Linked DNA regions of Homo sapiens: region 1 is linked to region 2. A link is a loop called in an ENCODE intact Hi-C map of the cell type or tissue named here. Cell type or tissue: Caco-2. All regions are shown on one strand. Links, peaks and the distances in the headings refer to the core of each region. The heading gives the core; the rest is flanking DNA. Region 1 has its middle 36 kb from the start of NORAD. Region 2 overlaps CNBD2 (cyclic nucleotide binding domain containing 2).

Region 1 (15,048 bases), core at 6,061-8,560, 91 kb after region 2:
TTTGAGAGGCCGAAGTGGTCGGATCACCTGAGGTCAGGAGTTTGAGACCAGCCTGACCAACATGGAGAAACCCCATCTCTACTAAAAATATAAAATTAGCTGGGCATGGTGGCACATGCATGTAATCCCAGCTACTCGGGAGGCTGAGGCAGGAGAATCACTTAAACCTGGGAGGCAGAGGTTGCGGTGAGCTGAGATCTCGCCATTGCACTCCAGCCTGGGCAACAAGAGCAAAACTCCGTCTCAAAAAAAAAAAAAAAAAAAAAAAAAAAAGGGAGGTGGGGGGCACTGGCTGTGGTGGCTCACGCCTGTATTCCCAGCATTTTGAGAGACCGAGGTGGGTGGATCACCTGAGGTCAGGAGTTTGAGACCAGCCTGGCCAACATGGTGAAACCCCATCTCTACTAAAAATACAAAAAAATTAGCCAGGAGTGTTGGTGCATGCCTCCCAGCTACTCGGGAGGCTGAGGCAGAAGAATCACTTGAACTCGGGAGGCAGAGCTTGCAGTGAGCTGAGATGTGAGCCGAGATTGCACCACTGCACTCCAGCCTGGGTGACTGAATGAGACTTCGTCTCAAAAAAAAAAGAAAGAAAATGTACGTTCACACAAAAACTTGTACACAATGTTTATCGTGTTATTATTTCTTATAGCCAGCAGGTAGAAACAACCCAGATGTCCATCCACTGACGAATAGCTAAACAAAATGTGGTATATCCATACAGTGGACTATTATTCAGCCATAAAAAGGAATAACACTGATTCACACTACAACATGGATGAACCTTGAAAATCTTACGCTAAATGAGGGAAACCAATCACAAAATAACATATATTGTATGATCCATTTATATGAATAAATCAAGACAGAAAGTAGATTAGTGGTTGCCAAGGGATAGTAGGAAGTTGGGAATGGGGAATAACGGTTAATAGTGTGACTGCCCAGTGTGCTCACCTTGCCCACTGCCAAGACAGAGCCGATTTATCAAGACAGAGAAATTGCAATAGAGAAAGAGTAATTCATGCAGAGCCGGCTGTGCGGGATACCAGAGTTTTATAATTACTCAAATCAGTCTCCCCAAGCATTCGGGGAGCAGAATTTTTAAGGACGACTTGGTGGGTTGGGGGAAGCCAGTGAGCCAGGAGTGCTGAATGGTCAGGGATGAAATCACAGGGAGTCGAAGCTGTCTTCTTGAGCTGAGTCACTTCCTGGATGGGGGTCACGAGATCAGATGAGCCAGTTTATCAATCTGGGTGGTGCCAGCTGATCCATCAAGTGCAGGTCTGCAAAATATCTCAAGCATTGATCTTAGGAGCAGTTTAGAGAGGGTCAGAATCTTGTAGCCTCCAGCTGCATGACTCCTAAACCTTAATTTCTAATCTTATGGCTAATATTAGTCCTACGAAGGCAATCTAGTCTCCAGGCAAGAAAGAGGTCTGCTTTTGGAAAGGGCTGTTATCGTCTTTGTTTTAAACTATAAACTACGTCCAGGCACGGTGGCTCATGCCTGTAATCCCAGCACTTTGGGAGGCTGAGGCAGGTGGATCACTTGAGGTCAGGAGTTTGAGACCAGCCTGGCCAACATGGTGAAATGCTGCCTCTACCAAAAATACAAAAATTAACCGGGTGTGGTGGTGGGCACCTGTAATCCCAGCTATTCAGGAGGCTGAGGCAGAAGAATCGCTTGAACCCAGGAGGTGGAGGTTGCAGTGAGCCGAGGTCATGCCATTGAACCCCAGCCTGGGTGACAGAGTGAGACTCCGTATCAAAACAAAAACAAAAAAAACCTATAAAAACTATAAACTAAGTTTCTCCCAAAGTTAGTTCAGTCTATGCCTAGGAATGAACAAGGACAGCTTGGAGGTTAGAAGCATGTAGAGTCGATTAAGTTAGATCTCTTTCACTGTCTCAGTCATAATTTTGCAAAGGCAGTTTCAATAGGCATGGGATTTCTTTTTGGGGGTGATGAAATGTTCTGGAATTAGAGAGTGGTGATGGTTTCACAACTTTGTGGATATACTAAAAACCAACTAAATTGCACACTTTAAAATGATTAATTTTATATGTTAATTATATCTCAAGAAAAAGTACAGTATATGATAGTAGGCACCCATGTACATACTACCTAATTCCAGAAAAAAACTGTTACAAATACCATTGCAATTTCCTATGTACTGTTCTTCCATCCCATTCCCCTCCCTCTCTACCCAGAAGTGGCCACTACCGTGAAGTTGGTGTTTATCATGGCAATTGTCTTCATTTATTTGGGCTGCTATCACGAAATACTTTAGACTGAGTATCTTATACGCAACAGAAACTTATTTTTCACAGTTCTGGAGGTTGGGAAGGCCAAGATCAATGGGGTGAGGGCCTACTTTCTCACAGACTTCACGTTTTTACGGTGACCTCACATGGTGGAAGGGACCAGCTAGCTCTCTTAGGTCTCTTTTATAAGGGCAGTAATCCCATTCATGAGGGTACCCAATCATCTCCTAAAGGCCTCATCTTCTAACACTGTCACATTTGGGATTACGTTTCAATGTATGACTCTTGGGGACACACAAACATTCAGAGCATAGCAGTAATACATGTCTTTATAACTTTTAACAAATGTATGAGTATCCCTAAACAATATATAGCATTGCTTTGTATGTTTTTAAGCTTAATATACATCACATAAGTTGCATCCTCTGCAATATTCTTTTTTCCTACCAACATTATGTTTTTGAGAATTATCCATATTCTTTTTTTTTTTTTTTTGAGACAGAGTCTGGCTCTGTCGCCCAGGCTAGAGTGCAGGGTGTGATCTCGGCTCACTGCAACCTCTGCCTCCAGGGATCAAGTGATTCTCCTGCCTCAGCCTCCCGAGCAGCTGCGATTACAGGTGCCCACCACCACACCCAGCTAATTTTTGTATTTTTTTGTAGAGACAGAGTTTCACCATGTTGTTCAGGCTGGTCTCCAACTCCCGACCTCAAGTGATCTGCCTGCCTTGGCCTCCCAAAGTCCTGGGATTACAGGTGTGAGCCACTGTGCCCGGTGAATTATCCATATTCCTACCACTCACTGCTGTGTAGTATTTCATTATATGACTACACTATAATTTATTTTGTATATTTACCTATTGGTGGACATTTAGACTGTTTCTAATTTTTCAATATTTCAAACAATGCTTCAGAGAACATCTCCAACAGGTTTCCTTTTGTGCATGTTCATTTCCCTGGGTTTTATATTCAGGAGTAGGATTGCCGAGTCAAAGGCCTGCACATCTTCTACTTCGTTAGCTATTGCCACAAGTCCATTACTAGTCAGGTGGAGCGTTTTCATATGTTTATTGGCCATTTGTATTTCTTCAGTGGCTTAATGTTCACATCCTTTGTCCATTTACCTAATATAAATTTGTTAGTAATTCTTTACATATTTTCGAATTCTCATCCTTTGCCAGCCAAAACATTGCAGAGATTTTCTCCCATTTAGTAGTTTGTCTTTTTCCCTTTATGACATCTTTTGATGCACAGAATTTCTACATTTAATCTGGCTGACCATATCAAGTTTTTTCATTTTTGATTTGTATGATGATTAATTTTATGTGTCAATTTGACTGGGTCATGGCATGCCCAGATATTTGGTTAAACATTATTCTGGGTGTGTCTGTGAGGGTGTTTGTAGATGAGATTAACTTTTGAATCTGTAGACTGAGTAAAGCAGATTGCCCTTCCCAAGTGGGTGGGCCTCATTCAATCCATTGAAGGCCTGAACAGAACAAAAAGGTGGAGTAAGAGAATTCTTTCTCCCTGTCTCACTGTGCTCATGCTGGTACTTTTGTCGTCTCCTGCCTTTGGACTTTTTTTTGAGACAGGTTCTCGCTGTCACACACGTTGGAGTGCAGTGGTGGGATACCGGCTCACTGCAACCTCCGCCTCCTGGGTTAAAGCAATTCTCTTGCCTCAGCCTCCCGAGTTGCTGGGATTATAGACTCCTGCCACCACACCCAGCTAATTTTTTTGTATTTTTAGTAGAGATGGGATTTCACTATGTTGGCCAGGCTGGTCTCGAACTCCTGACCTCAAGTGATCTGCCTGCCTTGGCCTCTCAAAGTGCTAGGATTATAGGCATGAACCACTGCACCCGGCCTGTCTTTGGACTTTTATCTGGACCATTGGCTCTCTTGGTTCTCAGGCCTTTGGACTCAGACTAGAACTAAACCATTGGCTCTCCTGTGTCTCCAGCTTGCTGACTACAAATCTTAGGGCTTAGCTTCTATAACCACATGACCTAATTTTTTATAATACTCTCTCTCTATTCTATTGGTTCTGTCAGAGGCGTTTGAACCAGAGCAACTCCATCTTGAGTAGGTGCTAGGTAAAATAAGGCTAAGACCTGCTGGGCTGCATTCCTAGCTGGTTAGGCATTCTAAGTTACAGGATGAGATAGGAGGGCACAAGATACAGGTCATAAAGACCTTGCTGATAAAACAGGTTGCAGTAAAGAAGCCGGCTAAAACCCAGGAAAACCAAGATAGCGACAAGAGTGACCTCTGGTCGTCCTCACTGCTACACTCCCACCAGCACCATGACAGTTTACAAATGTCATGGCAATGTCAGGAAGTTACCCTATATGGTCTAAAAGGGGAGGCATGAGTAAACCACCCATTGTTTAGCATATAATCAAGAAATAACCATAAAAATGGGCAACAAGCAGCCCTGGGGGTTGCTCTGTCTAAGGAGTAGCTATTATTTTATTCCTCTACTTTCTTAATAAACTTGCTTTCACTGGGCATGGTGGTTTATGCCTGTAATCCCAACACTTTGGGAGGCCGAGGCGGGTGACCTGAGGTCAGGAGTTCAAGACCAGCCTGGCCAACATGGTGAAACCCCGTCTCTACTAAAAATTCAAAAATTAGCCAGGCATGGTGGTGGGTGCCTGTAATCCCAGCTACTTGGGAGGCTGAGGCAGGAGAATTGCTTGAGCCTGGGAGGCAGAGGTTGCAGTGAGCTGAGATCGCGCCACTGCACTCCAGCCTGGGCGACAGAGTCTCCATTCCCCCCATCCCCCCAACTCCAAAAACAAACAAACAAAAACACAACTTGCTTTCACTTTACCCTATGGACTTGCCCTGAATTCTTTCTTGTGCAACATCCAAGAACCCTCTCTTAGGGTCTGGATCCAGACCCCTTTCCAGTAACACTTCTGTTTTTCTGGAGAACTCAGAGTAATACAATTTGTGACTGCGTCTTGTTAAGGAACTATTTCCCTACCCTGAGGTCCTGAAGATGATTTTCTTTAGTTTCTAAAGATCATAAAGTTTTGCTTTTCAAATTCAGGTCTTTAATCTAACCGGGGGTTATTTTAATGTATGCTACAAGGTAGGAAGCCATTTTATTTTTTTTCCAAATGATTAACAAGTTGTTCAGTGTTATTTTAAAACAATCCATCTGTATTAGTTTCCCAGAGCTGTCATAACAAATTACCACAAGCTGGGTGGCTTAAAACAACAGAAATTTATTTTCTCACAGTTCAGAAGGCCAGAAGTCTGAAATTAAGGTGTCAGCAGCACTGGTTCCTTCTGAAGATTCTGAGGGAGAAAACCTCCCATGCCTCTCTCTTAGCCTCTGGCGGTTGCCAGCAATCCTTGGCTTGTGGACACATCACTAATCTTTCTCTCCATCTTCACATCGTTTTATATTCTGTTTCCCTGTGTCTTCTCCTCTTCTTATAACGACACCAGTCATTGGATTTAGGGCCCACCCTAAATCCAGGATGAGTTATTCTTAAAATCTTGAGCTAATTACATCTGGAAAGACCCCATTTCCAAATAAGTTAATATTCTGAGGTTCTGAGGGGACATGAATTTTGCGGGGTACACTATTCAGCCCACTATATAGCATCATCTTTTGCTACTCTTTTGCAAATTCTATTTCTGTTGTTTATCCAGTGTCCATTTATGTGTGGGCAGAGTGGTCATTTTATAATATAAATCTCTGATGAAATGGTTAGACATTTTTCATGAGATAATCTTATTTAATCCTCACAGCAGTGCCGTGAGGTAGATGCTACTAAAATCACCTACTGTTGAGAGGTGTGCCAGTCAGCATTTGCTAAGTATGACGTGATAACAAACAACCCCAAACTCTCAGTGACTTACAAAAAGCCAATTGCTTTCTTCATCACATTACACATCACAGCTGTAGATTCACTGCAGCTTTGCTCTGTGTCTTTTCATTCCAGGGTCCAGGCTGAAGGTGCAGGCCCTATCCAAGACACAACATTTCCAGTGGCAGAGATAAAAAAGTAAGATTTCAGACTCAAACATGCAATGGCACTCCAAGTTTCTGCTTCGAACTGGCATGTATCTCTCTAGCTCACATTTCATTGGCCAAAGGAAGTCATGTGGTTAAGCTTGACAATGGGCTGGGGAAGTGCACTCCTTCCTCTGGAAGGTACACAAGTCACATGGCAACTGGCTAGGATGGATAATTCTCTTACTGGCCAAGGGAAGGGCAAATAATGGAGAAAAATAATACGTCAACCACAGGGGTTGAGTAACTTTCCCAAGATCAAACCACTGGGAAGGGACAGAGGCAGATTCAAACTCAGACAGTCTCCAAAGCCATAGTGAACTCCATGGCTCCCTACTGCCTGTTAGATGGAATCCAAATATATTTAAGCTTTAGGGCATTCCTGCAGCCTGGAGGGCCCTTCTACCTAATTTGTGTGCTGAATTCACTCTTTAAGGCTCCACTCCAATCTCAACTCCTTGGACTCACTCTTATTTGTCATGTGTTCCCTCTGCTCTAAGGCCCTTGTACAGTGTTCCCAAATGTTTGCAGTATTTTGGGATGAAAGGAGTGAGGGGCACAAGCTGCAAGTGGACTGTGCTCCTGAGGATGAGAGCACTTTGCCTACTTTTCCACCCCTCTAAACTAAGCTTAGTATCTTGTGCTTGGGTGACTCTGACAGGTCAGCCCCGCATGACTCACTCTGTAAGCCTTCAGCGCGGGTCACCACAAGGTCCTGGTTTAGGGTGTGTGAGTTGGTGGGTGGGGAGGGGAGGTGGAAATTAACTTTCACCTTTCAGGAACCTTTCCCTTCCCCAGGAGAAGGACAAGTGTAAGTCCTTCCCTTAAGTAGTCTGGGCAAGTCTCTACTCATCACTCCTAGGAGGACTGGGGAGGTCCTGGAAGGTGCAGAGGAGGAAGCTCTGAGAAGTAGAAACAGCACCAAACTGCACCATAGAAGACTTTACTAATTTGTCCAAATGACAGAATTTACCTTCTCTGAGCTTCAGTTTCCCCAGCTATAAAGTGGCAACAACACTGATCTTGCCCTCCTCCCTAAGTTGCTACAAAAAGACATAGTAAAAATCTTTAGGGTGCCGGGCAGGGTGGCTCACGGCTGTAATCTCAGCACTTTGGGAGGCTGAGGCAGGCAGATCACCTGAGGTTAAGAGTTCGAGACCAGCCTGGCCAACATGGTGAAACCCCATCTCTACTAAAAATACAAAAATTAGCCAGGCATGGTGGCAGGCACCTGTAATCCCAGCTACTTGGGAGGCTGAGACATGAGAATCGCTTGAACCCGGGAGATGGAGGTTGCAGTGGGCAAAGATAGTGCTACTGCACTCCAGCCAGGGTGATGGAGCAAGACTCCATTTCAAAAAAAAAAAAAAAAAAAAATCTTTAAGAATGCAGCCTTGAAATCGCACAGACTTGTACTGGAATCCTTCTCATAAGCTATGTGACTGAGAAAGTTATAGATCTTCATAAGCCATTACAGCTACCTCCCAGGGTGAGAAAATTATGTAAATAAATTTCCTAACATATACTAAGTACTCAATAATGTTGGCTATTCCTATATGAGATGATGAAACTTATTATTATATAGGGAAAGTCCCAGACGAGGACCCATTTTTGAACATTGAAAGGAGGGAGTACAGAGGCTAACTTTTCTTAGAATTGGTTGCTTCTTTTAGCCAAGTATAAGGTGTGGCTCAAAGGAATGAGGAAGCAGTTAATGAGGTGACAGGGCACAGAATACTGTTTGTCTTCACAGATCTTGGGGGAGGGATACAGTGGTTAGCTGACCTTCCCAAAAGATCAGAGATCCTGGTGTCTTGTCCACCCACAGATGCAGGCCACTTGACTCTGTCCTGTCCCCTCCTACCAGTCCAGTCACCACGTTCTGGTGAGGCTGCCTTTGAAATAATAATAACAATGGTACTTGTACTAATGATATTATTACTTTGAAGTGTATGAAGGCTTTCTAATACATCATCCCAGTTATCCTTCATTATCTCTCTCCCATTCACAGAATCCAGAGTTAGGAAGGATATTGCAGATCATTCTGCATTTTACAGATGGGATCTCTGAAATTTGAATAAAGGAAGGGATCTACTCAAGGGCTGGGATTTACCTGAGACTACACAATAAGTTAATGGCAGGGGCAGGACTAGAACCTGCAGCTCCTGACTACCAGCCTAGTGCCAGTGCCTCTTTCAAGTCACACTTGCATTGGCTTTCCATTCCCATGGCCTCCCAGTCTATTCTTTTTTTTTGTTTTTTGTTTTGTTTTGTTTTGTTTTGAGACGAGTTTCGCTCTGTCGCCCAGGCTGGAGTGCAGTGGTGTGATCTCGGCTCACTGCAACCTCCGCCTCCCGGGTTCAAGCAATTCTCTGCCTCAGCCTCCCAAGTGGCTGGGATTACAGGCACCCACCACCATGCCTGGCTAATTTTTTTGTATTTTTAGTAGAGACAGGGTTTCACCATGTTTGCCAGGCTGGTCTTGAACTCCTGACCTTGTGATCCACCCTCCTCGGCCTCCCAAAGTGCTGGGATTACAGGCATGAATCACCGTGCCCAGCCCCAGTCTATTCTTTTATCTCCTGGACCACTGCAGTGGTTTCCTACTGGTCCTGCCTGCCTCTGATCCCTCCCCACCCATTTCTTCTACACATACAGTCACATAATTGTCTGGAAGCACAGCTTTGATCTTGTCTTTCCCTTCCTAATAGAACTTGCCCATTTTTTCAACTTGAGAGGTCACCAGGATCCTAGTTCAATTTCCCAATGAAGACTTAATCTTTCCTTGAATACATATATTGACAAGGAGTTCATCACTCCCAAGGTGGTCCATTCCATTCTTGGGTAGCTCCAACTGTTAGGGAGTTCTTTATAGTGAGCTGAAATTGTCTTCCTGGATATCCCCCCACTGGAGGTGATGTGATGGAATTCTCTTTTTTTTTTTTTTTTTTTTGAGACCGAGTCTCACTGTGTTGCCCAGGCTAGAGTGCAGTGGTACAATCTCAGCTCACTGCAACCTCCGCCTCCCAGGTTCAGCAATTCTCATGTCTCAGCCTCCCGAGTAGCTGGGACTTACAGGCATGAGCCACCAAGCCTGGCTAATTTTTTTGTGTTGTTAGTAGAGACAGGGTTTCACCATGCTGGCCAGGTTGGTCTCAAACTCCTGGCCTCAGGTGATCTGCCTGCCTCGGCCTCCCAAAGTGCTGGGATTACAGGTGTGAGCCATCACACTTGGCCCCTTTTTGTTTTTTTTTTTTTTTAGACAGAGTTTCACTCTTGCTGCCTAGGCTGGAGCGCAGTGGTGTGATCTTGGCTCACTGCAACCTCCACCTCCCAGATTCAAGACATTCAGCCTCCCAAATAGTTGGGATTACAGGCATGTGCCACCACGCCCAGCTAATTTTGTATTTTAGTAGAGACGGGGTTTCACCATGTTGGCGAGGCTGGTCTCGAACTCCTGACCTCAGGTGATCCACCTGCTCGACCTTCCAAAGTGTTGGGATTACAGGCGTGAGCCACAGCACCTGGCCAATGGAATTCTTTCGTATCCATTCTGGCAGCAAATCTGTAGTCATTGTTTCATAGGAACCAGGTCCTGGATGGACTAGGTGCTGAGGAGAACAGCATATAAATTTGATATGGATCCTTCCCTCAGAGAGGGTGGCCTAGGAGTTTGCTAATGCAGAATTTTTTGTTTTGTTGATTAGACCTAAACGAAAGGAAACAAAGCAAATCCTCTTTCTGTATGATAGTCCTTCAGAGGTGTGGAGATAGTCACCATGTCTACTCTGTGCTTTCCCTTCTCCAAGCTATTTAAATCATTCATCATACAGCATGGCGTCCAGGTCCTCTACGTTCCGGTCTCCTGTAGACATGCTCCAGTCCCCCTAAGAATATGGGGCTCACAAATGAGCTTGGTGGTCCAGCTGTGATCCATCTAGGGCAGAGCTGGCCCAACTTTTTTTTTTTTTTTTTTGAGACGGGGTCTCACTCTTGTTGTCCATGCTGGAGTGCCGTGGTGTGATTTTGGCTCACTGCAACCTCCGCCTCCTGGATTCAAGGGATTCTCCTGCCTCAGCCGCCCGAGTAGCTGGGATTACAGGAGTGCGCCACCACGCCTGGCTAATTTTGTATTTTTTTTTTTTGAGACAGAGTCTCACCCTGTTGCCCAGGCTGGAATGCAATGGCACGATCTCGGCTCACTGCAACCTCCACCTCCTGGGTTCAACCAGTTCTCCTGCCTCAGCCTCCTGAGTAGCTGGGATTAAAGGCACGTGCCACCACAACTGGCTATTTTTTTTTTTTTTTTTTTTGTATCTTTAGTAGAGACAGGGATTCACCATATTGGCCAGATTGGTCTCGAAGTCCTGACCTCGTGATCCGCCTGCCTCGGCCTCCCAAAGTGCTGGGATTACAGGTGTGAGCCACTGTGCCCGGTCAATTTTGTATTTTTAGTAGAGACAGGGTTTCACCATGTTGGCCATGCTGATCTCAAACTCCTGACCTCAGGTGATCTGCCCGCCTGCCTCGGCCTCCCAAAGTGCTTGGATTACAGGCATGAGACACTGCGCCTGGCCTCAACTCTGGTTTCCGTTGATAGAATATTCATATTCACTTTCTCCTCCTTCCTTTCTTCGCTTTCTCCTTCCTCCTTCTCTTTGTTCCCTCCTCCCTCCCTCCCTCCCTCTCTCTCTTCTTTACTCCTTTTCTCCCTTCCTTTCTTTCTTTTTGGCAGCACGTTGCATTGTTGAGCTTGAGGTCAACTAAAACCTTTAAGTCACTTTCACTGTAATTACTGTTGATTGAGATTCTTTCTACACTGTATTTGGGGCACTTGCTCATTTGGAAGGGCACTGTCCAATATGGCAGCCATTGTGGCCATTCAAATTTAAAGTACTTAAAATTAAATACAATTATTATTTTGCATTTCCTCAGTTGGACTAGCCACGCTTCAAGTGCTCAATAGCCACAGAGGGCTAGTAGCCACTGTATCAGACAGCAAAGATTCAGGACATTTCCATCATCATGGAAAGTTCTGTGGGACTGCTCTGGTTTGGACCTAAGAGCAGGAGTTTATACTTACAATCTGAGGCACGTCATCTTGAGAGTTCCAGCTCAGCCTCCAAAACTGCTGAGAGCTTTAAGAAACTGATTCTGGTTTCCGGAGTCTTCATTTTCCCTCCCAACCTCATGACAACAGTAGATTTGATCAACGTTTCATACCTTCCTCTGCTTCATCTAAAACCAACTGATAAAAATACCCAGCAGAACAGAGAGGCTTGCAATCGAGCCCTCTATGTGACACCCTGCTCTCCAGTCCCATGCGGCAGTTGTGCAGTCATTTAACAAATTAGGCCTATATCCTAGGTGCTGTGCTGGGTACCAGGTACCTACAAGGAAGTCAGAAGACATCAATTAAAAAAAAAAAAGAGTCCTGCTGAGTTGGGTGCTCTAGTAGTTCAAATGTCTTTGCTTCCCATTCAAGGCTGCCTCTTCTGTCTGTTTTGTGGTTGTTAAAAGTGGAAGCTTGGGGCTGGGCACGGTGGCACACACCTGTAATCCCAGTGCTTTGGGAGGCCGAGGCAGGCGGATCACTTGAGTCCAAGAGTTTGAGACCAGCCTGGCCAACATGGTGAAACCCTGTCTGTACTAAAAATACAAAAATTAGCTGGATGTGGTGGCATACACCTGTAATCCCAGCTACTCAGGAGGCTGAGGCAGGAGAATCACTTGAACCCAGGAGGTGGAGGTTGCAGTGAGCCAAGATCGTACCACTGCACTACAGCCTGGGTGACAGAGTGAAAGTCTCTCTCAAAAAGAAAAAAAAAAAAAACGGAAGCTTGGGAGTCAGCTTCCCAAGTTTGGATCCTAGCTCTGCCACTTTAGAAGCTATGTGATGTCTTTGTGTTTCTGTTTCAGCATGCATAATGTGGGAATAAGAATAACCTCTAATGTTATTGTGAGAATTAAACGAATTAATGCAAATAAAGATCTTAGAACAATAAATATAGTAAGTGTTCCTAACCGGTGAGTTATTATCAGTTCTTATTGTTAATCATAATCTTCCTTCCTGGACAAGCCATGTTCAGTCCTGCTTTGGGGCCTCAGTTCCTTAGTTTTGCCCTCCCTTAGTTTGTGTAAGTCCTTGGAGGCCCAAGCCCTGCCTCTCCTTCCTGCTTTCTTATGTTCTCAGCTGCTCACTTTGCACCTGCTCTTAGTATCCTATACCTGAGGCATGGACCACAGTGAAGAACCAGAATTGTTGGGCTTCATCTTGGCTCTGTGCTGCCTGGAGGGGAGACCTAGGATAGGCTCCTGATCTGCAAAATGGGGATAATCCCAGCTGCCACTTAAGTGAGACAAGTAGGTGAAAGCTACTTAGCAGGCCTTTGCATGTCTTGACTTCCAGTAAAACCCTGGCAAGTGAATGACATTTGCATCTTCCCTGTTTCTTCCTTTAGCATCTAACAAAGGAGGCTCAGGCTCATTATTCCGGGCACTTCTGGAGGGCCTGGCCCTGCCCCAGGAGCCCTAGGGCAGGAATTCCTTTCTTTATCTATAGAAGGCAGACACTTCATCCCTGCCCCATCTTCTTTCAGATGCTATCTTGGGCTCGCTGAACACGGGTTAGTTCCTCCTCTCTCCTAGCCTCAGTGTGTACTCCAAGAAGGACCTAAAGGAGCGCCTATACGGGCCGTGGTGGTTATAACCCTAATTTAGAAAAGCCCATTACTTTGGGGGTGTTTGGGCTTGTGGAGGGTGGGCGTCGGGATCCCAGAGCCAGGGACTCAGCCCTTGGAGAGTCCCCAGAGAGTCCAGAGGTTGCCACCTGCGAGGGGCTGGAACGCACTGGGCTATCCTCCGCGAGCCCTGGCCGCGGGAACAATGGGAGCGCGGCGTGGAAAAGGGTGGGCGTGGGCCAGGTCCTGGCTGGAGGTAGACGAGGTCGGCGAGCTGGGCGCGGGGCCGCGGGGTTACCCCGGGGCACCGGGCACAGAGCCGAGAAGTCTAAGCTAGGGAAAATCGAGGTCGGCGCTGGCGGGAACCCGGGAGGACGTGGGGGCCCCGGGTGGGGTCTGCTCCTCTTCTTCGCCCGGCCTCTGAGCCCGCCGCAGCTCAGGTTGACGCCGGGCCCACGTGGGGAAGCCGGCGGCGGGTCCCCAGCGCCGGGAGGGTTCGCGGGGCTCAGCCCCTTCCTCTGCTCCCCTCCCCGGGACCGGCGCGCGGCCCCAGCTCCGGCGGCTCCGGCGGCTCCGGCGCTCCCCTGGTGTTGGCTGCTCGCCGCCGCTGCTTGCTCGTTCGCCCGCCCGCTGCTGCTTGGGGGGCCGGGATCGCCGCCGCCTCCTCCGGGGGAGCCGGCCGGGGCGGGGCGGAGCGGCGAGAGGGGGTGTGGGGGGCGGGCGAGGAGGGGGCTGAGCGCCGTGGGAGGGAGAGCAGGAGCGAGCGCGCGAGAGAGCGGGGCATTTCTGCGCAGCTCTAGCGCGCCTCGGAGCCCGCCGGGGCAGCCGCCGGACACCAGGACCGCGAGCCAGACAGCTCCCGGAAGCCGCGCCGCCGCCGCCAGGTTAGCCGCACCCGCCGTCCCCCTCCGCGTCCCGGGGACCCCGCCGCGTCGGGTCCCGCGTGTGCGTGTGGGGTGGCCGCCGAGGGCGGCGGGCTCGATTCCCGATCTTTGGGCACTGACAGGCCGGCGGGCCGGCTCCAGGAGCCGCGGGCTTCGGTTCGTGTGTGTGGGGACTGTCGCGGGTTTGTGTGTCGGGGCTCCAGTCTCTGGGTGTGTGTTAGGTGTGAGCGCGCGTGTGCCCGTGGATCCGTGCGAGCGGCTGCTCGGTGTGCGCGCGCGTGCGTGTGTGCGCCGGGTGTGCATCTGTGTGTGCGTGTGTGAGGGTGTGTGCCTTGCGTGTCTTCGCGAGTGGTGCGTGCGTATCTGGGTGAGGGTGCGTGTGTCTGCGTGTGTCTGTCGGTGAATGTATCTGTGAGAGGGTGTGTCCGAATGTGTAGCAGTGTGTACACCTCTGGGTGAGGGCGTGTGCCAGTGGCTTCGCTTGTGGCTGCAGCCTGTGGCGGGTGTGGGTGTGTGTGTGCGCGCGCGTCGCTGTGTGCGCGCCAGTGTAACTCCCGTGTGTGCGCGTGTGAGTGCGGGTGTGCTCCCGCGTAGCCCCCGTGTGCGTGTGCGCGGCTTTGTCTTCGCACTGCCGGGAGGAAGCGGTGGGGGCGGCGGTCCAGGCGCCGCCGCCGCTGGGAGCTGGGCACCTGGCCTGGGCGGTGGGTGGCGGCGGCGGGGGTGTCCCTTCCCCGTCGGGCAGAGACTCCCTGCTGGCAGGTGGGCGGCCACACCCCGGGGGTCGGGGGAACTGGGCTGACAGCAGAGCCCGCGTTCTGACCTGAGCTGGAGAGGAGGGCGTGTCCTGCTTGAAGCCCGTGTGCGTGCGTGCGTGCGTGTGTGTGTGTGTGTATGTGTATGCGTGCGCGCGCGTGTGTGGATGTGGGTGTGGGTGCGGGGTGGTGGTGGTAGCAACAGCAGTTTCCAGGCTGGTGACCAGCCGGTTCAGGGATTCATTTCCTGTTGTGGCCAGGGGACATGTCCCCTCCGGCCTCCCCCCAGCCCCCCACCAGACCTAGCCTGTGCCAGTCTCACCCGTGCAGGGCTCTGGGTGGGTGGGAAGGTAGGTGGGTAGAAGCTCAGGTGCCCTGAAAAGGACTAGGAGGGAGAACCACTCTCTTAAAGGGCCAGCTCCTCACTCCAGGG
Region 2 (15,048 bases), core at 6,909-9,408:
AGGCAGGCAAGCCTGTGAACGTGGTGTTCAAGGTCAGGGGAAGGGGCAGTCACAGTGGGGTGGGTTCACCCACAGGGAGCAACAGGCAGAAAGAGTGGAGTCCAGACATGTCCCACTCTCCAGACCCAGAGCTGAGGATTTGAAGCCAACAGGCCAGGGGGACACAAGGGTTGGATGAGCTGCCCAAAGCAAAGGTAGGGCCAGAACCGCTAAGTTGGGGGACAGAGCAGCTGTGAGCTGGAGTGGGGACTAGCTTCATGAGCCACGGTGGGGAGGGATGGCAGGGCTGGAGGAGGAGAAGATTCTTGGAAGGAGGAGCAGAGGTGAGAAAAGCACAGAGGCTGGATCACCCAGGGGCATCTGAGCAGCAGTAAAGAGGGGAGCTTGGCTGGAGGGGAGGGCCTTGGGAAAAGGAGGAGGGAGCCAAGGTGATAGCAGGTAGGAGAATGGCTACAGGCAAGGCCAGGTAATTGGGCAGGTAGCAGCGAAATCTTCCACCCAGGCATCCTCCACAGGAGAAGAGTATGTGCCCTCTGCAGATTGCTAAGGTCTGGGCACCTTGTGTGATGGAGTTGATGAATTCTAACAGGCTCTTCCCACAGGAAGATGGAGCTGTTTGCATCATGGTCTGATGAGAAGCTCTGGCAGCTGGTAGCCATGGCGAAGATAGAGAGGTTCTCGTATGGGCAGCTGATCTCAAAAGATTTTGGAGAGTCACCCTTCATCATGTTTATCAGCAAGGTGAAAAGTCTGGGGGTTGGGATGAGGGTGAACCTCTGAGGAGCATGCCTAAGATCATGTCCTGTGACCTGATGGTCAGAGTTTGAGCCCTTTTCTGCAACCTGTGCAATTCACTTCCTTCTCAGAGTTTCCATGTCCCAGCTGTAAGAGGCCTGCCTCTCACAGAGCATGGCTAGAGACATTAGATATATGGCTATTGTGTTAGAAAGAGGACCAAGGGATTCTCCCGCCTTGAGCTCCTAAGCATGCTTATTTACATATAGATGCATATTTAAATTATGCATTTGGCTGTTGAATCTTAGTGATGCCAGATCACTTTTAAATTTATTTATTTATTTATTTATTTATTTTGAGACAAGAGTCTCGCTGTTGTCAGCCCAGGCTGGAGTGCAATGGCACAATCTTGGCTCACTGCAACCTCTGCCTCCTGGGTTTCAGCAATTCTTCTGCCTCACCCTCCTGAGTAGCTGAGATTACAGGTGCCTGCCACCATGCCCGGCTAATTTTTGTACTTTTAGTAGAGACGGGGTTTCACCATGTTGGACAGGCTGGTGTCGATCTCCTGACCTCAGGTGATCTGCCTGCCTCGGCCTCCCAAAGTGCTGGGATTACAGGCATGAGCCACCAGGCCCAGCCTATTTATTTTTGAGACAGAGTCTTGCTCACTCTGTGCCCCAAACTGGAGTGCAGTGACGAGATCTTGGCTCACTGCAACCTCTGCCTCCTGGGTTCAAGTGATTCTCCTGCCTCAGCCTCCAGAGTAGCTAGGACTATAGGTATGTGCCACCATGCCTGGCTAATTTTTTTTTGTATTTTTAGTAGAGATGGGGTTTCGTCATACTGGCCAGGCTGGTTTCAAACTCATGGCCTCAAGTGATCTGCCTGCCTCAGCCTCCCAAAGTGCTGGGATTACAGATGTTAGCCACCACACCCAACCTTAAATTATCTTTAAATTGTAAAAGTGATATGACCACATTAGGAAACTTTCTGGAAAAAGGGAAGAAATCATCCATAAACCCATCATCTCAGAGTAGAGTTTCAAAATGGAATTTCTTGGTATCATGATTTTGTTTTGTAAGGCAGACTTTATTCAAAGGGGCCATAGCCATAGGTATAGGGACCACTGCAATGGAGTCTTGCAGCCAGAGACAGAGATTGGACTCAACTCTCAGTATCGTAATTTTTATGGCTCCTGCAACAAATTGCATTCCAAAAGGAGAGCCCCACCTTATCTAGTGTCCAGGATGTACATTTTTGTTGGTGCCATCACAGCTCTGCCAGCCTTGCATGTCATTTTTTCAAAAGTTTTCTAGTTTAATAGGTCGCAATTGCTGCCATACTGAGGATTTGATATTTTTTCTGATTACTAGTGAGATTTATCATGTTTGTTTATGACCTACATTTTATCTTTTGCAAATTGCTTCACGTCCTTTGCCACCTTCTCTGTTGGTTGATAATGAAAAGAAAATCTCCCATTTCTCAAGTGCTTACTGTATGCCAGGTTCTATGTTTCACATGCTTCATCTCATTTTAGTCTCTATAGCCCGGAGGAGGTTAGTATTGTCATTATTCCCATTTTACAGAGGAGGAAACTGAGGCACAGTAAGGTGAAGTGGTTATCCAAGGTCACACAGCTGATGAAGTGCAGAGGCAGGGTTCAACCCAAGTCTCTCTGACTGCAAAGATATTTTCAAGAACTTGGATTTAGGATTTGGGCTGACCTTTCTGTCTGGTTCTTACAGATTAAGCCACCACAGGCATTTGTTGAGTTTTTGCCAAGGTCATGACACATTGGTCCAGGCTCTGGAGGGATACAAAGATGAAAAAGACTGGTTTTCTCTCTTTATAGATCTCCTCCACCAGATTCCACACATAGACAAAGAAAAGTGTCAATGCCAAGTACCAAGTGATTGGTGCAAACTCTGCAAGTTACAAGATTTCAGGAGAGGGAACTCTCTAAAGGCTGGAGGCTTTAAGAAGGGCTTCCTGGAGGAGGTGAGGTGGGAGATGAGCCCTGACATATTGAACCATTAGGCAAAAGGAGGAAGCAAGATTGGTTGTGTGCTGGCACTGGCTTGTACCTGCCTATGAGAGCTGATTGTTAAATTTTCAGGAATTTTGGTAAACATAGTAATTATTACAAATTAGATGCTATAAACCTACAATTAAATAAGTTATATGGAAAATTAGGAGCTGGGCATGGTGGCTGATGCCCATAGTCTTAACGACTCAGGAGACTCATGCAGGAAGATCATTTGAGCCCAGGAGTTTGAAAGCAGCCTGGGCAACATAGCAAGACCCTATCTCTAAGAAAGAAAGACAGATGAGAGAGGGAGAGAGAGAGAGAGAGAGAGAGAAGAGGGGAGGGGAGGGGAGGGGGAAGAAAGGAAGGAAAGAAGAAAGGAAGGAAGGAGCAAGCAAGAGAGAGAAGGAAAGAAAGAAAACAAGGGTAATACATACTGAAAACTCATCATTTCCTACTGATGTTACTGCATTTTTACTAGTTTTTCTCTTCAGGTTACGTCTATTGTGTCTCTATGGTAGAAATACTATGCAATTGTGAGCATCTCTTCCCCACTCCACATTCAGTGACCTCATGTTGGTAGCTTACAATTAGCCATGGTTGGATAATTTATACAATGGAATCAGCAAACACCCTAAGTCAGGTCTTGGTTTAGGGCTTTGCTGATTGTCTTAGGAAAGTGATAAAAGAAAATGCTTATAATGCAGATTAAATTTAAAAGTGGCTTGGGTCTATAGCTGCTACACTGCAAAGAGAATGAAATCGTCTAACAATATTTAAAAGCTATTATTGCTCCGGGCGCCGTGGCTCACACCTGTAATCCTAGCACTTTGGAAGGCTGAGATGGATGGATCACTTGAGGTCAGGAGTTCGAGACTAGCCTGGCCAACATGGTGAAACCTCATGTCTACTAAAAATATAAAAATTAGCTGGACATGGTGGCGCATGCCTAATCCCAGCTACTTGGAGGCTGAGGCAGGAGAATTGCTTGAACCTAGGAGGTGGAGGTTGCAGTGAGCCAATATCTCACCACTGCACTCCAGCCTGGGCAACAGAATGAGACTCCATCTCAAAAAAATAAAATAAATAAAAACAAATAAAAGCTATTATCTGGCTGGGTACAGTGGCTCACGCCTGTAATCTCAACACTTTGGGAGGCCGAGGCGGGTGGATCACTTGAGGCCAGGGGTTTGAGACCAGCCTGGCCAACATGGTAAAACCCCATCTCTACTAAAAATACAAAAACTAGCCAGGCGTGGTGGTGTGCACCTATAGTCCCAGCTACTCAGGAGGCTGAGGCAGGAGAATCACTTAAACCTGGGAGGTGAAGGTTGCAGTGAGCTGAGATCATGCCACTGCTCTCCAGCCTGGGTGACAGAGTCTCAAAAAAAATTAATTTAAAAAAAAAGCTATTATCTCATTCATCATAGAAGTTATACCATTGAACAAATGAAGTTCTGATGTACATAGTGCTAAAGCTAAAAAACATTTCAGTTTAATATAATTTATGTGAGGGTGAGAAATAGAACAGTATATCACAAGTCAGATTTAATAACATTGAATTTATTGGGAAGAGAATGGATTGGGATGCAACTTCATTTGTCCAATCATGTTTGAGTTGCAACTATAAACTGGCCATGGATACAAGATTCAGCCAAAACCCACAAAAGAATTCTGTGAGAGCTGATTGGCTGTATGGAATTTCCTGTATGGTATATTTTATTATTTATAAATTGTGTGTAACACATTCTGTATAACAGGTTTATATGCAGGCATATGTTTTTTAGGAGAGCTGGTTGTTAAACTTACCAGCACCACCAGGGGCGTGGTGTGTGTGTTGTTATTCTCGGCTCAGTCCCAGAGAACAGAATCAAGTCTAGTTAATATAAGTAGCAAAAGATTTATTGCCAGATATCAATTGGCAGTTCCTTCTCCTCCTTGATATTTGCTTCCTCTGTGCTAAAATTTTGAGGTGATCACCTCTGCCATATCTCTCCAAATTTAACTCTAAGCTCTTTGATACTATATAGCCAGAAAAGATGGGGGGATGTGTGGTGAGGGATAGAAATCCTTTACAATATTTTCTTTAATCAGCATAATGATTACATTCTGACTGGCAGAAAGCGGGGGGTGGTTCTTCATCTGTTTTGCCTCCATTGCTTCACCTGTGAAATGGTACCAATCACCCCATAAAGTCTGGTAAGGATGAGAATCAGTTTAGTACATGCTTACTCAGTGAGCATTCCTCCCGCAATCCAGTGCTTCTCAAAGTGCGGTGGCTGGACCAGCAGCACCAGCAGCACTTGGGAACTCATTTCTTCTTCTTTTATTTTTTTTTTTTGAGATGGAGTTTCATTCCTGTCGCCCAGGCTGGAGTGCAATGGCACGATCTTGGCTCACTGCAACCTCCACCTCCTGGGTTCAAGTGATTCTCCTGCCTCAGCCTCCTGAGTAGCTGGGATTACAGGTGCCCGCCACCAGGCCTGGCTAATTTTTGTATTTTTAGTAGAGATGGGATTTCACCATGTTGGCCAGGCTGGTCTCAAACTCCTGACCTCAGGTGTTCCACCCTCCTCGGCCTCCCAAAGTGCTGGGATTACAGGCATGAACCACCGCGCCTGGCGGGGAACTCATTTCAAAATGCAAATTCTCAGGCCCACCCAAGAGCTACTCAATCCAAAACTCTAGGAGGAAGGGCTCAGTGATCTGTGTTTTAACAAGGCTTCCAGGCGATTCCAATGCACACTGATGTAGGAGAACCCCTGACCTAAGGGAGGAATTTTCAAATTTTGGTAAGCATCCAGACATGTAGGGTGCTTCCTGAGGGAGGAATTCTCAAACTTTGGTAAGCATACAAACACATAGGGTGCTTTTTAAAAAGGCAGATTTGCTGTCTCACCCCAGAGATTGATTCATTAACTCTGGAATCTGCATTTGAGCAAGTGCTGTAGGGGATTCTAATGCAGGGGTGCTGAGCCTTCATTCTGAGAAAAATAATGCGGAAGTCACTAAAGGACAGCAAGGTAGGGAGCTCTTGGCCAGAAGATGAATCTGGTTTGTTCCTTACAGTGTTTTATTAAAATCTGATTTAATCATCAATGTGAAGATTTTATATAAAAATTCTGATTTCTGGCTTTTGAGAATTCAGAGGATCAGGCAACAACAAGCCATATTTTGGTACAGCACCCCCTCCCCCACCCCCCGACCCTGGTTGGAAATGAAAAGCACCAGCCCCCTCTAAAGGACTGCTCTTTTCTCTCTTTTTTTTTCCTGCCTGGCCAGCGTTTTTTGAGTGTTCATCTCTGGGAGGGAGATCAAGCTGTCCCGACTCCTGTAGTTTACTCATATTACCACTAGAGGGCAAAATCAGCTGCGGGTGGCTGGACACCCCTGGGACCTCAGAAAGCTAGAGAAGATTTCCTGATGGCATCGAAAACTTAATGCACACTTTCAACTCATTTCTAACAGTTTATCACTGGGGGACACATAGTGGAACTGTTCTCTCCATAGATGCAATTAAAGACCTACTAAATACTTGAGGAAACCGGGCTCATGTTGTTTCTCTGGCACCTGCAGTTCCCCTATAGCTCAAAAAAAAGAAAAAAAAAAGTATGCAGTAAAGATTTCAAATCTAAACTTTACAGCTTCATAAATTTTTATATATGTATACACCTGAGTGATCATTACCCAAATCAAGATAAAAAACATTTCCACTACTCCAGAAGGCTCTCCTGTGCTCCTTCCTAGACAAAATCCCCCCACAAAGCTTAATACTCTTAAGACTTATGTCACCACAGGTTACTTTTGCATGTTTTTGAACTTCATATAAATGGAATCATACAGTGTGTATTCCTTGTTTCTGACTTCTTTTGCTCAACTGAATATTTGTTATTTTTAATTTTATAAATTATGGTGTGCATAGAATAATATGTGACCATTAAACATGATACTATAGAACCATATTGTTTGGCATGAAAAGAGGTATTTGATATATTATTGAGTTTCTTAAAAAGTTACAAGAGTCTGTTTTATGTAAATGAATTCGTTGATGAAAAATTGTAGATATACATCTTATATGTTCATAGAGAAAAGTTTGAAATAATATTCACTAATATGTTACTACTAGTTATTTCTGAGTGTCAGGATTAATGTAGTTTTTATCTCTATGTTTTTATGTCTGGTTTGAATATTTTTAAACTTTCAATTTTGGAATAATTTTAAATTTATAAAAAAATTATAAGAACAGTACAAAGAACTCCTGTAGCTGGAACTACAGGCATGCACCACCATGCCCAGCTAATTCAGCTAATCTTTTTTTTTTTTTTTTTTTTTTTGGAGACAGAATTTCACTCTTCTTGCCCAGGCTGGAGTGCAATGGCATGATCTTGGCTCATGGCAACCTCCGCCTCCTGGGTTCAAGTGATTCGATTCTCCTGCCTCAGCCTCCTGAGTAGCTGGGATTACAGGCATGCGCCACCATGCCCGGCTAATTTTGTTTTTTTTTGTTTGTTTGTTTTGTTTTGTTTGAGCCAGAGTTTTGCTCTTGTTGCCCAGGCTGCAGTGCAATGATGCGATCTTGGCTCACTGCAACCTCTGCCTCCTGGGTTCAAGCGATTCTCCTGCCTCAGCCTCCCGAATAGCTGGGATTACAGGCATGTGCCACCACACCCGGCTAATTTTGTATTTTTAGTAGGGACGGGGTTTATCCATATTGGTCAGGCTGGTCTCGAACTCCCGACCTCAGGTGATCTGCCTGCCTCAGCCTCCCAAAGTGCTAGGATTACAGGCGTGAGCCACAAGGCCGGCTTAATTTTTGTATTTTTAGTAGAGACAAAATAATTTTGTGTTGCCATGTTGGCCAGGCTGGTCTTGAACTCCTGGGCTCAAGTGATCTTCCCACATCAGCCTCCCAAAGTGCTGGGATTACAGTCCGTGAGCCACCGTGCCTGGCTTATATTTAGTTCTTATGCTTCTTCAGTTACTTGAACTTCGTATGGTGAGTAAATAACATTTTCATTTAAAAAAAAAAAAAGAAAAAAAAAAAGCACCAGGCTGGGCGTGGTGGCTCACACCTGTAATCCCAGCACTTTGGGAGGTCGAGGCAGGCAGATTGCTTGAGGTCAGGAGTTCGAGACCAGCCTGGCCAACATGGTGAAACCCCGTCTCTACTAAAAATACAAAAATTAGCCGGGCATGGTGGCACATGTCTATAATCCCAGCTACTCAGGAGGCTGAGGCAGGAGAATCGCTTGAACTCAGGAGGCAGAGGTTGCAGTGAGCCGAGATTGCCCCATTGCTCTCCAGCGTGGGTGACAAAGTGAGACTCCATCTCAAAAAAAAGAAAAAAGAACCTGAAACCACTTGCATTAAGCAAATAAAACAAAATGGGATAAGATGCAATTAAGAGAGATTTTCTTCAAAGCCTGGCCTACCTGGAGCCTTAGGGGTTAACCCTTTTCCTATGTCCCTTGCTGTGTTCAGGGCAGCTGTGAAGTCCTGCGGCTGTTGGACCTTGGGGCCTCCCCTTCCTACCGTAGATGGATCTGGCAGCACCTGGAGCTGATAGATGGCAGACCTCTGAAGACCCACCTGAGTGGTAAGCTGCCTTGGCCTGTCTGACAGCAGGGGGCGCCTGGGCCTGTCCTGTTTCCAGTTCCCAGCACATAGAGCCTTAGAAATCTAGTCAGCCAGCCTGACAGCGTATATCATCTGCACCCTTCTACCAGCGGTGGAAACCCAGTCTGCAAGGCCCTGCCCTCCTTTCCAGCCTTTTTTTTTTATTGAGCCTTTTCCCTTTTGCTGTTTAGGTTCTCCCACGTGACCATCAACTCCTTGCCTCACATATCCCCCACCCTTTTTTTCACCCAGCTCTCTTCTGCTTTTTAAAATTTATTTATTTATTTGTTCATTCTGTCTCTGGATTTGCCTGTGATGGACTTTTCATATAAATAGCATCATACATTATTTGGCTTTTTGCATCTGACTTCCTTCACTGAGCACCATGTTTTCAAGGTCTATTTATGTTGTAGCAGATATCATTTCTTCATTCTGTTTTATGGCTGAATAATATTCTAATGTATGCATATACCACATTTTTTTTGTCCACTTATCAGTTGGTGAACATTTGGATTGTTTTCACTTTTTGGCTGTTTTGAATAATGTTGCTATGAACATTTGTATGCAAGTTTTTGTGTGAACATATTTTTCAGTTCTCTTGGGTATTACCTATATGCCTAGGAGTGGAATTTCTGGGTCATATGGTATCTTAGTCAGTTTTCTATTTCTATAACTGAATATCTGAGACTGGGTAACTTATAAAGAAAAGAAATTTATTTCTTATAGTTCTGGAGGCTAGGGAATCTGAGGTCGAGGGGCTGCATCTGGTGAAGGACTTCTTGCTGGTGGGGACTCTTCAGAGTCCCGGGGCAGCAAAGGGCATCACATGGAGAGGGAGCACTTCTGTCTTTGAGATCTTAGACTACACATTCTTCCTTGAAGAAGTCTTCCTGGTTTCTCATGCTGGACCAGATCTTCCATCCTCTGCTATATGCCATTCTAGTACCCTTCAAGTACCATTCAAGTACTCTTCTGTGTTATATAACCCCACTGAAATCATACAACTGAGTCTGAAATGCTTATTAAACATCTGTTTCCCTTGCTAGAATATAAGCTCTATGAAGGCTTTGCATTCCCAGGGCTTCGTATTATGCCTGGCATCTAGCAGGTGCTCAGAAGTGAATTACAGAGTTAATGGATAAACATATTTTGGCTGCTGTGTGTGGTTTGGACACATCCTAGGCTGTGAATGTATGCGCACTCTCCACAGCCTTATCCCAACTCAGTAACAAGTATGAATAACAGTGATCATTTATTGAATTCTAATTGTATGTTTATTATATTGGGCTTGACTGTTTATACATATTGCATAATTCTCATAATAGCTCTCTTTTTGTTTTTTTTTTTTTTTTGGAGACAGAGTCTCACTCTGTTGCCCAGGCTGGAGTGCAGTGGTGCAGTCTCAGCTCACTGCAACCTCTGCCTCCCAGGTTCAGGCAATTCTCCTGCCTCAGCATCCCGAGCAGCTGGGATTACGGGCACATGCCACCATGCCCGGCCAATTTTTGTTTTTTTAGTACAGATGGGATTTCACTGTGTTGGCCAGGCTGGTCTCGAACTCCTGACCTTAAGTGATCCGACTGCCTCGGCCTCCCAGAGTGTTGGGATTACAGGCATGAGCCACCGCACCTGGCCTAATAACTCTTTAAGAAGGTACGATTGTACCATCTGACACATGAGGAAACTGGCTCATAGGGCAAATAAGTAGCAATGTAGGACTGTAGAGTTGGGATTCTAACCCAGGCACAACTGGTTCCAAAGCCCAGACTTTCTTCTCTTCATAAATATCTCCAGCCTTCTTCATTCTCCATTTCCTGTTGTTGGACATAGACGTTGTCAAGTAGCAGCCTCTAGAACTGGCCAGGGTGATAACCAGGCTTGCTGATTCTAGGGTAGTATTGTTTCCATTCACAGCTCTGTAATGGCATTTTTATTTATTTTTTTCCCCTTCCATCCTCTGCAGATCTTTTTGTGTCACCCACTTGGGTCAAGGACCCCAGCCCTCAACAGATATTTGCAGTGGCTCAGATGTCTTATCTCTTACCTCCTGCTCAGTACTGGCATGCTTCCCCCCACTTCCCTTGAGATTGTAATCTGTGTATCCTGGGGCCTCCTCCCCAAGGATTGCCTTATAGATATAGCAGTCCTCCTGAGATTAGAACTGAGGCCAACACAGGGTGGCGAGGAGAAGGGCGGAAAAAGGAGAGGTTGGAGCTGAACAGAGCTGGGTTTGAGTCCCATTTATTAGCTGGGTAGCTTTGGTGAGTACTCAAAGTCTCTGGGCCTGGTTTCTTCATATCTACCTTGGGTAGTGTCATGGTTAGCAGCATAGGCTTGGAGTCCACTGCTTCTGTTTGAATACAGGGTCCTTCTCTTATTAGTGATGTGATACTGGGCAAGTGGGCCCTATGTCTAAGTGCACCAGTGCCCTCAGAGTCTGTAAAATGTAAATAATGGTCCGTACCTCGTAGGATTGTAATGACATTAAGCAAATTAATATATAAAAACTCTTAGAACACTACCTGGCTGCATAGGCAGATGGCAGATGTTTGTTATCATTACCACAACAGGCTGCTAGGAAGGCAGAGTGAGATGATGTATGCATGAGGCCTTATAAGTACTCAGTAAATGTTTCTTCTCATGTCAATTCTTGTTTGTCACTTTTCCACTGTCAATCCACCAGAGAAAAAGTTGCATCCCACAAATTTTGATATGTTGTATTTTCAATGTTATTCAGTTCAAAATACCTTTAAATTTCTCTTTTGATTTCTTCTTTGACCCATGGAATATTTAGAAGAGTGTTTAGTTTCCAAGCATTTGGGGGATTATCCACCTATCTTTCTGTTACTGATTTCTTTTTTCTTTTTCTTTTTTTTTTTTTTTTTTTGAGAGGGAGTCTCGCTCTGTCACCCAGGCTGGAGTGCAGTGGTACAATCTCAGCTCACTTCATCCTCCACCCCCCAGGTTCGAGCAATTCTCCTGCCTCAGCCTCCCGAGTAGCTGGGATTACAGGCATGCACCACCAAACCCAGCTAATTTTTGTATTTTAGTAGAGATGGGGTTTCAGCATGTTGGCCAGGCTGGGCTTGAACTCCTGACCTCTGGTGATCTGCCTGCCTCGGCCTCCCAAAGTGCTGGGATTATAGGCGTGAGCCACCACGCCTGGCCTCTGTTATTGAATTCTAAGATAACATACTTTATATGATTTGAATCCTCTGAAATGTATTAAAACTTGTTTTATGGTCCAGAATATAGTCTGTCTTGGTAAATGTTTCATTTGCATTTGAAAAAAACTTGCTGTTTTGGGGTGCAGTGTTCTATGAATGTTAAGTAGGTGAAGTTGGTTGATAGTATTGGTCAAGTCATCTGTACCCTTATAACTTTCTGTCTACTTGCTCTATCAATTGTTAATAGAGGCTGGCGTGGTGGTTCACGCGTGTAATCCCAGCACTTTGGGAGGCCAAGGCGGGCAGATCACCTGAGGTCAGGAGTTCGAGACCAGCCTGGCCAACATATAGTGAAACCCTGTCTCTACCAAAATAATACAAAAATTAGCTGGGCATGGTGGCGCATGCCTGTAGTCCCAGCTACTTGGGAAGCTGAGGCAGGAGAATTGCTTGAACCCGGGAGGCAGAGGTTGCAGTAAGCCAAGATCACGCCACTGCACTCCAGTCCGAGCGACAGAGCAAGACTGTGTCTCTCAAAAAAAAAAAAAAAAAAAAAAAAAATTCTTAATAGAGTTGTTAAAATCTCCAGCCATAATTATAGATATATTTTTCTCCTTGTATTTCTGTCTGTTTTGCCTCATATATTTTGAAGCTCTTTTATTATATGCATAGATGTTTGGGATTGAACTCTTAATTATTATGAAATGAACTTATTTGTCCCTGGTAATATTCTTTGCTCTAAAACCTACTTTTTCTGATGTAAATTCAGCCACTTCTTTTGATTTAGTGTAGCTTCCTCTTGATTAGTATTAGTTTGGTATATCTTTTTCCATCCTTTTGTGTTTAACCTATTTGTGTCTTTATATGTAAAAGTGAATTTCTTAAAGGCAGCATATAATTGGATCTTGCTGAAAGACCCAATTTTTATTGAGATGCCTAATCATTGACATTTAATGTTAATATTGATTATGGTTGGATTTGACTCTACCATCTTGCTATTTTTCTTTCTATTTGTCACATCTATTCCCTTTTTCTTCTGTTTTTCCCTGCCTTTTGGATTATGTATTTTGTATAATTCAATCTTATTTTCTTTGTTGGCTTATTAGCTGTTTGTGGTATTATTTTCACAGTTGCTTTATGATCATTGTATATACTTTTAACTTATCACAGTCTACCTTTAAGTGATATTATACCACTTCATGTATAGAATCAGAATCTTACAATGATATATTTCCATTTTCTCCTCCTAGATATTATGCTATTGTGATATATTATACTTTAATGTATATTAAAAACCTTACCATACATGGTTATTACTTTTGCTTTAAACAAGTATCTTCTTTTTTTTTTTTTTTGAGACGGAGTTTTGCTCCTGTTGCCCAGGCTGGAGTGCAATGGCACGATCTCGGCTCACTGCAACCTCCACCTCCTGGGTTCAAGTGATTCTTCTGCCTCAGCCTCCCTAGTAGCTGGGATTATAGGTGCCTGCCACCATGCCCAGCTAATTTTGTGTATTTTTAGTAGAGACAGGGTTTCACTATGTTGGCCAGGCTGGTCTTGAACTCCTGACCTCAGGAAATCCACCTGCCTCAGCCTCCCAAAGTGCTGGGATTACAGGCATCAGCCACCATACCCAGCTTAAACAAGTATCTTTTTTGTATATTTAAAAAATAATAAGAAAAGACTCTTATGTTAACCTACATAGTTACTATTTCTGATGTTCTTTGTTCCTTTGTATAGATCCAGATTTCTACCTAATAACCACTTCCTTCTGCCTGAAGTACTTCCTTTAACATTTCTTGTATTTCAGCTCTGTTAGTGATGAATTATTTCAGCTTTTCTATGTCTGAAAACTATTTTATCTTCATTTTTGAAAGAAATTTTTGCTGGATATAAAATTCTAAGTTGACAGGTTTTTTCTTTCACTACTTTAAAGATGTTGCATTAAAGTCTTTTTTGACTTGCATTGTTTTCAGCAAATCCGTTCATATTTTTATTTATTGTTTTCAACAAGAAGTCCGTTAACATTTTATTTATTTATTTATTTATATTTTTGAGACAGAGTCTCACTCTGTTACGCAGGCTGGAGTGCAATAGTGTAATCTCGGCTCACTGCAACCTCTACCTCCCTGGTTCAAGCGATTACCCTGCCTCAGCCTCCTGAATAGCCGGGACTACAGGCATATGCTACCATACTTGGCTAATTTTTGTATTTGTTGTTGTTGTTGTTGGTTTCTGAGATGGAGTCTTGCTCTTGTCACCCAGGCTGGAGTGCAATGGCACAACCTCGGCTAGCTGCAACTTCCGCCTCCCAGTTTCAAGTATTCTTGTGCCTCAGCCTCACGAGTAGCTGGGATTATAGGCGTCCACCACCACGCCTGGCTAATTTTTTTTTTTTTCATTTGTGTATGAAATTTTTTTTTTTTTTTTTTTTGATCATTCTTGGGTGTTTCTCGCAGAGGGGGATTTGGCAGGGTCATAGGACAATAGTGGAGGGAAGGTCAGCAGATAAGTGAACAAAGGTCTCTGGTTTTCCTAGGCAGAGGACCCTGCGGCCTTCCGCAGTGTTTGTGTCCCTGGGTATTTGAGATTAGGGAGTGGTGATGACTCTTAACGAGCATGCTGCCTTCAAGCATCTGTTTAACAAAGCACATCTTGCACCGCCCTTAATCCATTTAACCCTGAGTGGACACAGCACATGTTTCAGAGAGCACAGGGTTGGGGGTAAGGTCACAGATCAACAGGATAAGAATTTTTCTTAGTACAGAACAAAATGAAAAGACTCCCATGTCTACCTCTTTCTACACAGACACGGCAACCATCCGATTTCTCAATGTTTTCCCCACCTTTCCCCCCTTTCTATTCCACAAAACCGCCATTGTCATCATGGCCCGTTCTCAATGAGCTGTTGGGTACACCTCCCAGACGGGGTGGTGGCCGGGCAGAGGGGCTCCTCACTTCCCAGTAGGGGCGGCCGGGCAGAGGCGCCCCTCACCTCCTGGGCGGGGCGGCTGGCAGGGTGGGGGGCTGACCCCCCCACCTCCCTCCCGGACAGGGCGGCTGGCCGGGCAGAGGGGCTCCTCACTTCCCAGTAGGGGCGGCCGGGCAGAGGCGCCCCTCACCTCCCAGACGGGGCGGCTGGCCGGGCGGGGGGCTGACCCCCCCACCTCCCTCCCGGACGGGGCGGCCGGCTGGGCGGAGACGCTCCTCACTTCCCAGACGGGGTGGCTGCCGGGCGGAGGGGCTCCTCACTTCTCAGACGGGGCGGCTGCCAGGCGGAGGGGCTCCTCACTTCTCAGATGGGGCGGTTGCCAGGCGGAGGGTCTCCTCACTTCTCAGACGGGGCGGCCGGGCAGAGACGCTCCTCACCTCCCAGACGGGGTCGCGGCCGGGTAGAGGCGCTCCTCACATCCCAGACGGGGTGGCGGGGCAGAGGCGCTCCCCACATCTCAGACGATGGGCGGCCGGGCAGAGACGCTCCTCACTTCGTAGATGGGATGG

Evidence for each region. Hi-C counts contacts between places; a loop is a spot of excess contacts. Peaks named below come from ENCODE experiments on the same cell type or tissue, not always from the same donor. Only the 100,000 strongest peaks of a DNase experiment are listed, where the experiment ranks them.
Region 1: a loop joins it to region 2, with 5 times the contacts of the local background. A loop is called at or near these places in 5 of 110 quality-filtered maps.

Annotation. Positions count from the first base shown.
Region 1 is chr20:36,078,951-36,093,998 of GRCh38, forward strand. It overlaps a transcript of EPB41L1 not described here. Among named protein-coding and RNA genes, the nearest start is that of NORAD, 36 kb to the left of the region's middle. RefSeq lists enhancers at 12,426-13,378, 14,333-15,048 and silencers at 13,762-13,911, 14,632-14,841. In Caco-2, for the core only: no CTCF peak of the experiment used is centred there; DNase peaks (open chromatin) are centred at 6,421, 7,001 and 8,081.
Region 2 is chr20:35,986,793-36,001,840 of GRCh38, forward strand. CNBD2 (cyclic nucleotide binding domain containing 2) reads left to right here. Exons shown (of 12, transcript NM_001365709.1): 7 at 603-741; 8 at 8,246-8,360. Among named protein-coding and RNA genes, the nearest start is that of CNBD2, 26 kb to the left of the region's middle. In Caco-2, for the core only: a CTCF peak has its summit at 8,384 (motif pointing right); a DNase peak (open chromatin) is centred at 8,389.